Linked DNA regions of Homo sapiens: region 2 is linked to region 1. A link is a loop called in an ENCODE intact Hi-C map of the cell type or tissue named here. Cell type or tissue: PC-3. All regions are shown on one strand. Each heading gives the region's core, and the rest is flanking DNA. Links, peaks and the distances in the headings are about the cores only.

Region 1 (5,383 bases), core at 45-5,044:
AAATCTTAAAGCTCCCAAATGATCTCTTTTAGCTCCATGTCTCACATCCAGGTCACACTGATGCAACAGGTAGGCTCCCATGGTCTTGGGCAGCTCTGCCCCTGTGGCTTTTCAGGGTACAGCCTCCCTCCCAGCTGCTTTCATGGGCTGGTGTTGAGTGTCTGTGGCTTTTCCAGGCAAACGGTGCAAGCTGTCAGTGGATCTGCCATTCTGGGGTCTGGAGGATGGTGACCTTCTCCTCAAGGCTCCACTAGGTGGTGCCCCAGTAGGGACTCTGTGTGGGGGCTCCAACCCCACACTTCCCTTCCGCACTGCCCTAGCAGAGGTTCTCCATGAGCTCCCTGCTTCTGCAGCAAACTTCTGCCTGGACATCCAGGCATTTCCATACATCCTGAAATTTAGATGGAGGTTCCCAAACCTCAGTTCTTCACTTCTGTGCACTGACAGGCTCAGCACCACTTGGAAGCTGCCAAGGCTTGAGGCTTACACACTCTGAAGCCATAGCCCAAGCTCTACATTGGCCCCTTTCAGCTGTGGCTGGGGTGGCTGGGATGCAGGGCACCAAGTCCCAAGGTTGCACACAGCACTGGGACCCTGGGTCCAGCCCATGAGACCATGTTTTTCTCCTAGGCTTCCGGGTCTGTGATGGGATGGGCTGCCATGAAGACCTCTGACATGCCCTGGATGCATTTTACCCATGGTCTTGGGGATTAACATTCAGCTCCTCATTACTTATGCAAATTTCTGCAGCTGGCTTGAATTTCTCCTTAGAAAAATGGGATTTTCTTTTCTATCGCATTGTCTGGCTGCAAAATTTCCAAACTTTTATGCTCTGTTTCCCTTATAAAACTGAATGCCTTTAACAGCACCCAAGTGACCTCTTGCATGCTTTTCTGCTTAGAGATTTCTTCTGCCAGATACTCTAAATCATCTCTCTCAAGTTCAAAGTTCTACAAATCTCTAGGGTAGGGGCAAAATGCCACCAGTCTCTTTGCTAAAACATAGCAAGATTCACCTTTGCTCCGGTTCCCAACAAGTTCCTTATTTCCATCTGAGACCACCTCAGTGTGGCCCTTATTGTTCACATCACTATCAGCATTTTTGTCAAAGCCATTGAACAAGTTTCTAGGAGGTTCCAACCTTTCCCATATTTCCCTGTCTTCTTCTGAGCCTTCCAAACTGTTCCAACCTCTGCCTGTTACCTATTTCCAAAGTCGCTTCCGCATTTCAGGTCTCTTTTCAGCAGTGCTCCACTCTACTGGTACCAATTTAGTGTATTAGTCCATTTTTGTGCTGCTGATAAAGACATACCCAAGACTGGGCAATTTACATAAGAAAGAGGTTTAACTGGACTTACAGTTTCATGTGGCTGGGGAAGTCTCTGAATCATGGCAGAAGGCAAGAAGGAGCAAGTCCCATCTTATGTGGATGGCAGCAAGCAAAAGATAACTTGCGCAGGGAAACTCCCATTTTTAAAACCATCAGATCTCCTGAGACCCACTCACTATCATGAGAACAGCATGGGAAAGATCCAACCTCATGATTTACTCATCTTCCATTGGGTCCCTCCCACAACACGTGGGAATTATGGGAGCTACAAGATGAGATTTGGGTGGGGACACAGAGCCAAACCATATCATCATCTTTAAGGAGACATTATTAAGTTTATGATAAAGGCTCTGATAAAATGCCCATGCTTGGAGATGAAGTAGCCTTAAAAAATTGATTGCAACTTAATTCGCTCACTAGCACAAGAGTGTCCTTTGTAAAACTGAGCAGAAATCAGCTCCTAGAAATAATGAATGTTTATCAATTAATTGGATTGATGATTTCTTATCAGACCTTTCTCTGGTTGGATTATTTACTCTAGACACTCCACTGTTTGTTTATGTATTGCTAAGATTGCTATGATCATATTAAATCCCAAGTTTATTCCTCAAGGGATTTTATATCTGTTTTGTTTGTCTAAGAACTGTGACCTCACTTGAGTCATTTAAACAATTCATATTTCTGCCTTTCCTTTAATAATCTTTCTCTTAGTCATCCCTGATAAATTTGGGCTTGTTTGCTTTTCAACATTCTGCTTTTGATGCATCCCATGACACTCAAGCAGAGCAGTTTTCTAGAAATTTAGAACAGAGGGCTAGACTTCATGGGCAATGTTAGTAATACAGCAATTTTCTGTATGTTATTAATTTAGAGATAGATATATTTTAAGATAGTAAGTGAATAGAGAAGGAAAAAGGAGCACGGAAGGAAGACTAAACTTGAAAAAGAGGAATGAAGCAGCTAAACAGATGATCAATAATAATGATTCCAGTTAATGGCAAGTTTCATTAATTAAGTAATTACTAGGTTCCAGGCCCTGCAAATTGTTTTATCCACATTATATTATGTAATTCTCAATACAACAGTAAGGTATATTCTTTTCCTCATGTTACCAAGGAAACTGAGGCTTGGAGATGTTAAATCACTTGCTACAGGTCATACAGCTTTTAAATCACAAAGAAAATTAATCGCAAAGAAACTTAGTTTCTTTTCAACTTCGCAGTCTATTACATCTTTAACCACTGTGCTCTGTTGCCTCTTAAGTATGAGAATAAACCAGTAGTTCTTCACTTGGAGTGATTTTACCCCCAGAAGATATTTGGCAATGTCTGGAGACATTTTGGTTGTCACAGCTTCTGGGTGGGAGGAAAAAGGGGTGCTACTGGCGTCTACTGGGTAAAGGCCAAGGATGCTGTGAAACATCCTACAATGCACAAGACAGCCCCTACAACAAAGACATACTTGGCTCAAAATATCAATAATGCTGAGATCAAGAATGGAATGAAGTTACTGATCTTTTTAAAAATTATATTTTTATCTCATTAATATTAACACTAGTATGTCTAGAGGGACTGAAATTATACAAGGAAATGAGTTTGCTGTGCAGAAAGAAGAGGAAAAGGAATATACTTTGGAGTGGGACTTAGAGCCTTGGGAGGAATTTGCTGACCACAAACACGTCATTGTTAATAGTAAGTTCTGAGTTACCACTGCATGCCAGCCATCCTTTGCATGGGTGGTTTGGGGCCTACATAGAAAGAATTGGCCTTTGAATCAATACTCAATGATTGTAACAGATTTGCCTGTCTCCTGTGTTTTTGCTATTCTTTCTTTATGAAAAAAATTAGTGTCCATTTTAAAAGGAGGATCTGTTACCTGCTATATTTAGCGTCATGAAGGAGGAGAACTGCAATATTTGCTTTCCATAAATTTGCAAAAAGAAAGATATTTTCCACCCACCCCCACCCATGCAATGGTTTTCCACTGACAGCTGTATATATGGGTATCCTGCCATATATCTCTGGAGTGAAGAAGACCTGGGAGGCGTGGGCAGGCCAATGAATGGAGCCATTGACTCAGATGTTCCTCGATGGGCAGGCGTGATTATTTCAGGGGGCCAGTTCTTCCACTGTGACCGCATAGCTGAGGGCACAGCCAATGAATGAGCTTCACCCAATAATTTCTGGTTGATTCACATTTGGGTCAGTGATGTGGTGGGCAATGCCAGCTGCAGCCCCAGGCTCCAAGGGCAACTTTCCAAGCTGGGACTCCTTACAATTCTGCCCTGTTAATGGAGGTTGGGGCAAAATCTAGGGTGGGTCCCTCCAGGCATGAGTGAGTGAGGCGAGGGAAAAGAAGGAAATGGTTTTCATAAATTATTGCTAGAGTTTTTAGAGAAATAAAAGCATGGGTTTGAGAAGGAGGTGGAGGACTCTCAGCATCATGCCACTCCTATTGCTCTTCGGATAAAGTTCAAATTGCCTCATGTGGCCTACTAGGCCTGTCATGAGCAGGTTGCCATGCTATCTTTCTCTCTAGCCTCCCCTTAGGCTGCCGTTATCTTCAATATCTACCCTCCAGTCAGGCTGACCACGTTTTAGTATCTCTAACACGGCATTGTTCTCTCCTCAAAGTCTTTGCAAATGCTATTACTTTATCCTGGAAGGGCTTACTCTTCAACCCCCAACCTGATTAAATCCTTCTCATCATTAGGATATAGTTGGGATGTAACTTTCTTGACCTCCCAGACTAGATCAGATTGTGGTTACATGTTTCCATAGTAACTTGATCTTCATTGCAGTTATTTCAATAGCTGTGTTTTCCATCTGTCTTCCTCATGAGTCTGTGAGCTATAGGAGGGCCAGAAAATATCTACCTTAGTTTATCTTCCATACCTAGTACCTAGTCCAGCGCCTGGCCCGTAGCAGGTTTTACTGAATATAGTACTTAATAAAAAATAATAAGGGGGAGAAAGAAGGAGAGAAGAAAAGAAGGGAGGGAAGGAAGGAGGACAGGAGCAAGGAAGGATACATGGAAGAAAGGAAGAGGGGAAAGAAGTAGAAGAAAGAAAGAAGAAAGGGGATAATTTAATTTGTAAAACAAAAACAATTTCCAATCATCAGTTTCAACCTCTGGACTTATCTGTAAGGTGATGGCAGAATTGAAGTCTAAAATCTAAGTCTCCTGAATCTCAGTTCAATAGAACAAACAAATAAGTACAATAGATCCAGATATAATTCAGAGAGAGGTCAATTATCCTTGCAACTTGGAGGAAGTATACGAGTTTGCTGTTTCTCAGTGAAAGCCAATTCCCTGTCGTGGCCTATTGAGCAGCCACATGTTCTATCTGTTGCTATTATTTGGAGTATGATTAGAGGCACCAGGAAAATAATTAGAAACATCAAGAGAAAGATTAGGTGCATCAGAAGAATGAGTAGGGGCATTAGCATTGATCAAGCAGGAACTCTATGCCAAGGACTATGCAGGGCACATGAAACACATTTTCTCATGGCATCCTCACAAACCACACACTGAGGTGAGGATTGTTCCCCGCAGTGAGGCTAATGAGAAAATCAAGACTCAGAGAGTTTCAGGGTATATGAGGAGAAAGAATAATACCCTGGAGACCTGGATGCTTTGGTCACTTATTCCCTTTCCCCACCCCAGGCCTACCTGATGACTTTTACTTACACTTCACATTTGATTCAAATGTCACTTTTTCAGGAGGCATTTTCTTTTTTTCTTTTTTTTAATTTTACTTTATGTTCTGGGGTACATGTGCAGAACGTGCAGTTTTGTTACATAGGTGTACATGTGCCATGGTGGTTTGCTGCACCCATCAACCCATCACCTGCATTAAGTATTTCTCCTAATGCTATCCCTCCCCTAGCTCCCCACCCCCCAACAGGCCCCGGTGTGTGTTGTTCCCCTCCCTGTGTCCATGTATTCTCATTGTTCAACTCCCACTTATGAGTGAGAACATGCAGTGTTTGGTTTTCTGTTCTTGTGATAGTTTGCTGAGAATGATGGTTTCCAGCTTGGAGGGGATTTCTTA
Region 2 (5,383 bases), core at 54-5,053, 120 kb before region 1:
AATTTGTTTCCCAAAGCTTCTCAAGACATTGCCCCCCACCCTCTGATTTGACGCAAAGCCAAAACCAGCTGCCTTCAACATTCTTTATCCCAAAGAAATGTGTCCCTTTAATTCCCTCTTAAGCCATTTATGTGAGACATAATTTATGTTCTGAAAAAAAAAATCATATACTTTCCACGGACCCCTACTTCCTGGGCTGATAGATCAGCACAGGGCTTAACTCTTTGATGGGAAATTAATAAATTACATCGCCCTTGTTCACCTCACTGCATTAGCAGGTGTTTGTATCTGTCAACCTTCCCCATGGTCTATCCATGGGGAGGAGACCCAGAGGTTTTGGGATTAATCAGCTCTGATCTGGAGGAAGATGAAACTGAAGCATCCTGTTATGGATGGGTCCTTGACAGGCATTCTGCCACCCAACCTGCAAGATCTGGCTTCCCCTGTGAAGTATTTTAACCTCCTTGCTCCCCTGATTCAATTCCCTGATGCTTCATCTCCTATATACTTGACTGTCCCTAAGGTCAAGACTGCAATGCCTTAAGGGCATGATGATGTCTAAAGCAGCCCCTTGCTCCTGACTGTGCTATGTTGCATTCAATTTATCTAAGTAAGTCACAAAGTCAGCCCAAACTCAAAAGATAGAGGAGCCACAAAGTCAAATAACAAAAGAGACTGGATACAGGGAGGAAATTATAGCAGTTATTTTTATAAACTATCTACACGAGGCAATTTATGAAGTTTATAAATTCATATACTCTGTGACCAACAATTTCAGTTTTCTTTTTCTGAGAAATAAGTACATATGTGTTAAGACATTCATTGCAATTTTATTTACAGTATCAAAACAACAACCACCTCACAAATAAACTAAAGTTTCAATAATATAGTTGTAGATAAACAGAATATATCCAAACTACAGAATACTATACCATATATATATATTTTTAAATGGCAGCTTCCTATATACTAGCATGTTTAGACATCCTATGTGAAGTAAGCAAATTACAAATTGGTACATATAACTAAGTATGTGAAAAAGGAAAAAAAGAACATTTTCTATTGCTAAATTTACCTACCAGTTAATACACAGAAATAGGTGCATGAGCATCTGTAGAAAATGGATAATACTAGTTATCACTAAATCTGTGATTCTCTACTGGGAGTGATTCTGCCATCAAGGAGCATTTGGCAATGTTCGAAGAAATTTTTGGTTTTGACACCCCGGGGGAGGGAATGGTGTGGCTGGCATCTAGTGGGTGGAGGCCAGGGATGTTGTTAAACATTTTACAATGTGCAGAGATGCTCCCCACAGCCAACCATTATCCAGTCCAAATTGCTAATCATGCTGATGTTGAGAATGACTGCCTTATATTCATAAGATGTGCTGAGCTCCAGACATCTGGAGTATCCATTGTACATTTCCAGTTGAATGCTCAATAAGTAAGACAAACTTAACCTGTATAAAACACTCCTTTAATGTCTACACCCCTGAACTTGCCCCTCCTCCACCCTGCCATCTTACCTGGCCACTCACCTGCCTCACTTCCCACATTGACTCCGTCAAAGGACCTGTTGGCTCTACCTTCAAACCATAACCTGACTGTTTCTTACTCCCTTCGGTTACTTTCCTATCACCTAAGTCAGGCCACCTTTGTATCTTCCCTAAGCCACAGAAAGGGGATAGGGAGGATGAGGAAGGCTGGCACCATGTGGCCAGGAAAACCACTGTTTAGAGAACGAACTGATCTCAGTAAAGTGTAGTCTCTGAGGGAGTGTTGGTGAGAATTGGAATATGGAAATCTGCCCTTTTTTGGTAATAGAAGAAAATGCTAAATTAGAAGGGGAAAAAAGCTTCACTCATGAAAACAGCCCACTGATTTTCAGGGAGGCTGTCCAAGCTGGGTTTGCATGTGGTAATCAGACATTGTGAGTGGGATTTAGTCAGAGGGCACAGTAGCCCTTTGTCAGGGTGGCTACATGGCCCACAGTTTGCCATGGCAACAGGAGACTGCCCAGTGTTCTTAGGGAGGAGAAGAGTGAAAATGGTGCTTCTGGGTGAGTAGAATGGGGAGCCTGTGAGGTTTGGGGCTGGCGGTTGCAATCTCAGCCATTTGTGGAATTGAAGTGAATAGCTGATCAAGTTCAATAAGCCCTGGAGTTTGAATCAGAGAGACCAGTTTCAACACATCCTAACTGTCTGACCTTATTAAACATTTGAGGGTCTCAGTTTATTTATCTGTAAAATGGGTTTAACAACCCTGGCTGTCAGGGCTCTTATTAAGACCAGTACTTTCTTCCCGCGGTGACACCATCCTGTGCAGTCTGTTAAGAAGGCTTCTTGAGCTCATATGCACTTGGCAGGACTTGGGATCAGGTACTGCCACAGTGGGATTTAGAGGGCAGCAGAATTTCATGTTCTCATTGTAAAAACAAGGTCGCTATTTACTGCCTTAGAGACTTCCTTAACATCGCCACAGCAAGTAACCTAAGGGACCAGTCCCAAAAGGGTGGCTAAATTAGAATTACCCACCTTTACATAAAAGACCAGGAAATCAATCCCTCCAATCTTACATTCCCATTTTAATCAATTGCTACAATAAATAGAGAACATCAGCCATTCATTATCACCTAGATTCATCGCTAGGTGGCTCTGTGTAGCTCCTAAATTGAACTATTTTCATTCGTTCCTCATCTCCCCAATTTTTTCACTCTGTCCTCTCAAATTCATCATCTCTCATCTATATCCTCAAATTCTTCCTTTGATGCTTCTCTTTATCTTTCTTTTCCAAAGGGAAAAATGGTAGACCAGAGGCTCTAAGGCATACTGCAGCCCTCACAAATGGTAGGTTTTCCTTCCACATCTCTAGTTCCCTAAGGTAGGCATTTTCTTTACTATTTCCCAACAATTCTCTCCTTTCTCAAAAATTAATAACTGCATTGAAAAGCATACCATCAGGCTATTCTTCCCACTTTTGTTTTGGTCATCAGCCATCTCCCAAGTTGCTTCTCCAGATGGATTGAACAGTCCAGCTCCTACATTACTGCCTTTCTTTTCAAGACTACTTCTGTCATTATAGTGACCTCTTAAACATCTACTCACGTAGTTTAACCTTGAACTTTGTCATTGCTGGTAATTGTGCGTTTTCAAGATTTTGATTTCAAGCTTTCTACCTCTGACCATCTCCTTTTGTTACACAGGAATTTTGTTTGCTTAGGAACATTGTAGGATAAAAACGCAATGTTGCTGAAGATCTCACTTTAAATATAAGACAAACATCTGAAATGTACCCTCATCATCTTCAGGCATTTCCTCTACATTTCCCCAAGTAATCCCTGCTCCAATTTTCTAGCATGACTTTGTCACATTTTATCCTCTGTTTTCAAACTCCCATACCCTTATCCCACCTCTCACCCTCATGGGTGGCCTCTACAGTGACAAATTCAATGATCAATTTTTTTTATTTTCACTTATTCAACCTCTAAGGACCACTTGGTCCTATTAATCATAGATTTCTTTTTGAAACACTTTCTTAATTTTGTTATAGGGACAGCACTCCTTCCTCATTCTCTCCTGGCATATTAGTCAGGATTCTCTAGAGGGACACAACTAACAGAATATATGTATATATGAAAGGGAATTTATTAGAAGAATTGACTCACATAATCACAAGTTAAAGTCCCATGATAGGGTGTCTGCAAGTTGAGGAGAAAGGAAGCCAGTGGTGGATCTGTCCCAAGACCTCAAAAGTAGGGAAGCCAAAGGTGCAGCCTTCATTCTGTGGCCAAAGGCCTGAGAGCCCTTGGCAAACCAGTGGTGTAAGTCCAAGAGTCCAAAAGCTGAAGAACTTGGAGTCTGATGTTCAAGGGCAGGAAGCATCTAGCATGAGAGAAAGATGAAGGCTGGAAGATCCAGCAAGTCTGCTCTTCCATCTTCTCCTGTCTGCTTTGTTCTAGCCACACTAGCAGTTAATTAGGTGGTGCCCACCCAGATTGAGGGTGGTTCTGCCTCTCCCAGTCCACTGACTCAAATGTTAATCTCCTTTGGCAACACCTCACAGACATACCCAGGAACAATACTTTGCATCCTTCAATCCAATGAAGTTGACACTCAGTATTAACCATCACACCTGGTATTCCAGTATTTCCTATTTCCTTCTAAATCTCCTTTCCTGGTCTTTTGTCTTCTGCTTGAGCACTGAGTCATAGAGTTTCCAAGGGTTTGATCCTCCTCTCCCATTGTTTTCCATTCCTTTTCCTCTTTGCTTTCTTCTCTTCTCTCTGGTTTCTTAGGTATTCCCAACCAGTCCCCTGACTTGAAATATTACCTATATGTTGCTGAGCCCCAGATTTATTCTCTAGCATGGGTGTCTTCTCTGAGCACCACACCTGTATCTATATCTCCTTTTCATCCCACTTGGATGTCTATAAGAGGTTGATCTACACACAACAGACCTCCAGATTTCTACCACCCCAAACTTACTTCTTCTCCAGTTTTCCCCTTAATAGGACATGTTCAACTGATAATCTGGTTGCTCACTTTCTTCACTTTGCATATCCACTCCATGGATAAGACCCATCAGCTCTCTCTTTGCACCATATCCAGAGCTATCTTCTTTCACTCTCCTATCACCCCAAGTCAAGCCATTTTTATATAATCCTTAAACCACAGACATTTTCTCCCAAATTGATATCTTCTTCTTACTTCCCTGTGGTCTTCTCACCAGTGTCCTAAGAGTAATCCTTTGAAAAGATAAATCAAGTCATAATACTGCTCTCTTAGCCCTTTAATAGAATTCCTTCAAAAGTGGGATAGAATCCCAAGCCATGGTCACATCTTGTAAGCCCCTAAACAGCATCTGACCTGGTCCCTCTTTCTGAGCTTACCTTCTGCCACTCTCTCCTTGCCTTCTCTGCTCTAGACATGCAGACTTTCTTGCTGTTACTCAAATATGCCAAACTCACCCCCATCCCTGAACTTTATCGTTCTTTCTGTTGGAACATTCATTTACAGACCTTCACATGGCTAATTCCCTTGCTTCATTAAAGTCTTTGCTCCTATATTAATCCTCAGAGATTATTTCCTTGACCAACTCATAAAACATAAGACTCCTCACCTCCCCAGCCTTCATCACTTTGTGAGCCCTGATTCGATTTCATTTTTCTTCATTACACCCTCAGTCTGTCACCCTTTCCTTATTAGAATACAGTCTCCATTAGAGCAGAGACCTTGGTTTTTGTTAAGAGTGATATACTCAGTGCCTAGATCAGTGCCTGACACATTAATTGTCCCCCCAACCCCAATAATTGCTGAAGAATGAATGAATGAGTGAGTGCTATTTTTAAGATCAAAGGAGAGAAGATAAACCATTAATTTAGTACC

What was found. Hi-C counts contacts between places; a loop is a spot of excess contacts. Peaks named below come from ENCODE experiments on the same cell type or tissue, not always from the same donor. Only the 100,000 strongest peaks of a DNase experiment are listed, where the experiment ranks them.
Region 2: it touches region 1 in a loop (2.0-fold over the local background); 1 of 110 quality-filtered maps calls a loop at or near these places.

What each region holds. Positions count from the first base shown.
Region 1 is chr9:115,347,716-115,353,098 of GRCh38, forward strand. The region is part of intron 4 of DELEC1 (deleted in esophageal cancer 1); the gene reads left to right. Among named protein-coding and RNA genes, the nearest start is that of DELEC1, 210 kb to the left of the region's middle. In PC-3, for the core only: no CTCF peak of the experiment used is centred there; a DNase peak (open chromatin) is centred at 2,036; H3K27ac peaks cover 1,662 bases.
Region 2 is chr9:115,223,680-115,229,062 of GRCh38, forward strand. All of the region lies in intron 1 of DELEC1 (deleted in esophageal cancer 1), which reads left to right. Among named protein-coding and RNA genes, the nearest start is that of DELEC1, 85 kb to the left of the region's middle. In PC-3, for the core only: CTCF peaks have their summits at 2,636 and 2,835; no DNase peak of the experiment used is centred there.